2 separate regions of the Homo sapiens genome follow, and region 2 is linked to region 1. The links are chromatin loops, found by intact Hi-C in ENCODE. Cell type or tissue: HCT116. All regions are shown on one strand.

Evidence for each region. Peaks named below come from ENCODE experiments on the same cell type or tissue, not always from the same donor. Only the 100,000 strongest peaks of a DNase experiment are listed, where the experiment ranks them.
Region 2: a loop joins it to region 1, with 6 times the contacts of the local background. A loop is called at or near these places in 2 of 110 quality-filtered maps.

What each region holds. Positions count from the first base shown.
Region 1 is chrX:44,550,996-44,553,495 of GRCh38, forward strand. No RefSeq gene overlaps it. Among named protein-coding and RNA genes, the nearest start is that of FUNDC1, 9.4 kb to the left of the region's middle. In HCT116, no CTCF peak of the experiment used is centred here; no DNase peak of the experiment used is centred here.
Region 2 is chrX:44,431,919-44,434,418 of GRCh38, forward strand. No RefSeq gene overlaps it. Among named protein-coding and RNA genes, the nearest start is that of EFHC2, 89 kb to the left of the region's middle. In HCT116, no CTCF peak of the experiment used is centred here; a DNase peak (open chromatin) is centred at 983.

The DNA of each region.
Region 1 (2,500 bases):
TGAACTCCCGCACTAGGACCAACAGACCAAAGCAAAATAAAGTCACTCATGTGGAAGTTCCATACCACCAAAAAGCCAAGAAATCTTTTGACCTTCCAAGAAATCAGGAGAGAGATAATAGCCAAATCCCCAAATAGTCCCCTTTGCTTTAACCTTTACAAGGAAAGTAACTTTCTTTTTCTTTTCTTTTTTTTTTTTTTTTTTGAGACAGTCTTTCTCTGTTGCCCAGGCTGTAGTGAGGTGGTGCGATCTCGGCTCACTGCGACCTCCACCTCCTGAGTTCAAGCAATTCTCCTGTCTCAGCCTCCTGAGTAGGTGGGATTACAGGCATGCACCACCATGCCTGGCTAATTTTTGTATTTTTAGTAGAGACGGGGTTTTGCCATGTTGGCCGGGCTGGTCTTGAACTCCTGACCTCATGTGATCCGCCCGCCTCAGCCTCCCAAAGTGCTGGGATTACAGGCATGAGCCACCGCGCCTGGACTGGAAAGTAACTTTCAAACAACCAATCTGCTTTCTGTTCCCTGTATCTGCTTTCCTCAGCCAGGTTCTGTCTATAATAAAGCCAACCTCCTCTGCTCAGCCCATCAGAACACTGATTTTACTTTATAGAATGAGATGTTGCCTGATTCTAGAATCACAAATTAGAGCCAATTATGATCTTTAAACTAAATCTGTTGCAATTTTGTTTTTTGACAATGCCAAAGAATAGATCGTTTTGCCTAAAATGTATCCAGAATGTATCCACAAATGAATTAAAAAGCAATCATTTCTCTAAAGTCTTTGAGGGCTGAGAAAGAAGTTTTTAGCATTTTTCCCTTCCATCTTGGGATAATATGCCCTTGTCATTACCTTACAGAAGTTGGCTGTATAATGTATTTTTCTAGTGTGGATTTTTTCTTTACCAGTAGTGAAAAAGCTGTCATTTTGTTGGCTGAGTGACGAGTGGTTTAATGCGTTAATTTTATACACAAACTTTACAAAGCACTATAACCCTCAGGATGTGTTCAAAAGAGTGTTTTTTATTATTATTATTCCCATTTTAAATAGTGTATTTTTTTTTTCAGTCAGCATTAATACTTTTTTTTTTTGAGATGGAGTCTCACTCTGTCGCCCAGGTTGGAGTGTAATGGCGCGATCTCAGCTCTTTGCAACCTCCATCTCCAGGGGTAAAGTGATTTCTCCTGCCTCAGCCTCCCGAGCAGCTGGAACTACAGGCATGGCGGTACATGCTAATTTTTTTTTTTTTTTTGAGGCGGAGTCTCGCTCTGTCGCCCAGGCTGGAGTGCAGTGGTGCGATCTCGGCTCACTGCAAGCTCCGCCTCCCGGGTTCACACCATTCTTCTGCCTCAGCCTCCTGAGTAGATGGGACTACAGGCGCCCGCCACCACGCCCGGCTAATTTTTTGTAGTTTTAGTAGAGACGGGGTTTCACTGTGTTAGCCAGGATGGTCTCAATCTCCTGACCTCATGATCTGCCCGCCTCGGCCTCCCAAAGTGCTGGGATTACAGGCGTGAGCCACCGCACCGGGCTTAATTTTTGTATTTTTTAGTAGAGATGGGGTTTCACCATATTGGCCAGGCTGGTCTCGAGCTCGTGACCTCAGGTGATCTGCCCACCTCGGCCTCCCAAAGTGCTGTGATTACAGGCGTGAGCCACCGGGCCCAGCCAGTATTAATAAATACTTTCATTGTGAACACTGGTATCTTCTCTATGACTACACTAGAATATAATTCCAAAAGTTTATGAGTAATTTATTTGAAATAGAGAATATATTCTCTTTAATCCATAATGAAGCTATCACGAAGCCTGATCATCCCTTCCTGATCTCTAGCTTTCCTCAAGGTCTCGTCTTTGGAAACGTCAGTTGTTGAAAACAATTTAGTGAGAATTGAGAAAAACAAAAAGCTGACAGGACAACAACCAGAACATTTCCCACTCCCTGAACAATCTTACCTCCCCACCTTGGCTACACCTGTCACACCCTGCTAGATATCTACACTGAATCATCTACATATTCACCCACTCCCAAACAACTGCCTCTGTCTTTGAAGCTACCCAAAAGAAAAAGACAAAATTCAGGCTCGCTTTATCCCTTCCCCTTCCTTTTCTCTCACAGGTAGACATCCTTTCTCTACTTGAATACCTGGCAACACTTGTCCCTTACAGGATAAAGTCTTTACAAAATAAAGTCTAAATTTCTGGCACACTGCAGTGTGTGGCAAATTTTGTTGTAAAGTACCAGATAGTAAATATTTTAGGGTTTGTTAGCCATCTATGGTCTTCGTCCCATATTCTTTTTTTTTTTCCCAACAATTCCCTAAAAATGTAAAAACAGTTCTCTACACAGACTCCACAAAAATAGGAGTGGGGAATATTTGACCTACAAGTCTTGGTTTGCTGATCCCCGTGTTGAGGAAAAGAGTCAAATTCTGTAAAATATTTGAAGAGATGGATTCCAAGCCAAAGCCCTAAGCAGTTTCCAGCTTGAGTTTTGCTT
Region 2 (2,500 bases), 120 kb before region 1:
AGGTTGCAGTGAGCCGTGATAGCACCACTGCACTACAGCCTGGGAGACACAGCAAAACCCTGTCTCAAAAAAAAAAAAAGAAAGGCCAGGCGCGGTGGGTCACGCCTGTAATCCCAGCACTTTGGGAGGCCGAGGCGGGCGGATCACCTGAGGTTGGGAGTTCAAGACCAGCCCGACCAACATGGAGAAATCCCGTCTCTACTAAAAATACAAAATTAGCCAGGTGTGGTGGTGCATGCCTGTAATCCCAGCTACTTGGGAGGCTGAGGCAGGAGAATCACTTGAACCCAGGAGGCAGAGGTTGCGGTGAACCGAGATCATGCCATTGTACTTCAGCCTGGGCAACAAGAGCGAAACTCCATCTCAAAAAAAAAAAAAAAAAAAAGAGAGAGAGGAGAAGCAAGGAAGGCAGAAGGAGAGGGCAGGAGGAGGGACAGGGATAGGGCCATAGCAGGTTGTGTTGACTATGGACATACACAGCCCAGATCCCCCTATGAGGAAGGCCCAGGTAAGAGAGTGCTGTAAGCACACAGCCCTCAAATGCCAGCCCCTTCAGAGTCTGCCTCAGTCACAGAGACACATCTCACCCCAAATCACACTGTCCTGGGGATGGCCAACATTCAATGACTGATTGAGACAAGGCTATAAAGGACTGGTCACCTTGGCCCAACTTGGGACAATTTTGAAGGGCAATTTAGCTCTAGAACTCCCTGTAGGTAGGTCAAAGCTGTCTTTGGGCCTGCATCACAGCTCAGAGTCTCCCTCTGGCCACTTCTGCTTCCTTCCTCTCCTTTCTACAGTATTGATTCCAAGTGCTCTCCTTAATAAACATCCTGTACACTAACTCAGTTTCATTGTTCACATCACAGGGAACCCAACTTATGACATGGATCATTAATGCTTATTAAGAAACTTGGAGGCCAGGCACAGTGACTCACACCTATAATCCCAGCAATTTGGGAGGCCAAGGCAAGGGGATCACTTGATCCCAGAAATTCAACACCAGCCTGGGCAACATAGTGAGATCCCATCTCTTCAAAAAATAGTAATAATAATAATTAAAAATTTTAAAAAAGAAACTTGGACTTAAAGCTTCCCTGGGATTTTAAACAAAGTTCCCTTCCCACAACACGTCATTATCACCATAGGTGCTCCCCTTCAAAATGATACTGTCAGACACAAGAGGCACTGTCTCACTTACCCCAGCAACCACGCCTACATAGTGGCTACATAGGAAAGAAGTCCAACTCTGCCCTTCAGTTTTCCCTAAAGGTGACCGAACTGTGTGAGGAGAGGAAAGTATGCCTTCTACAGAACACCCATCACTCAGCCACACCCATTCACCTATTCATTTATTCATTTAAGAAACATGTCTTGGACATATGCTAAGTCACTATGCTAACTTGGTCACTTTTTGCCCTGGTGTTTTTTTGTTTTTGTTTTTGCTTTTGTTTTTTTGAGATGGAGTTTTGCTCTTGTTGCCCCGGCTGGAGTACAATGGCACGATCTCGGCTCACTGCAACCTCCGCCTCCCAGGTTCAAGTGATTCTCCTGCCTCAGCCTCCCGAGTAGCTGGGATTACAGACACCCGCCACCATGCCCAGCTAATTTTCGTATTTTTAGTAGAGATGGAGTTTCACCATGTTGGCCAGGCTGCTCTTCAACTCCTGACCTCCAGTGATCCACCCTCCTTGGCTTCCCAAAGTGCTAGGATTACAGGTGTGAGCCACCGCACCCAGCCCCTGTGCTAACTTTTAAGATTATTTTAGAATGCTCAACTACGGTCATAGAAAAAAAATAGATTAAAATAAACTTTAATCATAGGAACACCAACGTTTGTGGTTTGCTTTGGAATTCCTTAGCTGTTATCTGATTCCAAACACCCTAAGTGTACCTTTGTTTGCAGCTTGGGTTCCCATATGGTACTTGCAGAGAAAGACAAGGCCATCCCAAGGGCTGTCAGAACTCTTTTCAATTACAGTTGCTATTGAGAATTCATAAATAGGCATTCTGGACTCCTTTATTTGTGTGATAAATTCATGGATTATGAGATACAACATGGAAATTCTTGGTTCCAAAAACAAACTAGAAGGATTTGTCCCAAAGTAGTATTGAGTTCAACAACTTTTCTTTGCTTTTATTATTTTTTTAATTGATGTGTAATAATTATACATATGTTGGGGTACATGTGGTATTTAGATATATGTATATAATATGTAATGATCAAGTCAGGGTAACTGGCATATCCATCACCTCAAACATTTATCTTTTTTTTTTTTTTTTTTTGAGAACATTCAAAATCTGTTCTTGGCTGGGTGTGGTGGCTCAAGCCTGTAATCCCAACACTTTGGGAGGCCAAGGCGGGTGGATCACCTGAGGTCAGGAATTCGAGACCAGCCTGACCAATGTGGCAAAACCCTGTCTCTACTAAATGTACAAAAAAAAAAAATTACCTGGGCGTGGTGGCGCACGCCTGTAGTCCCAGCTACTCGGGAGGGTA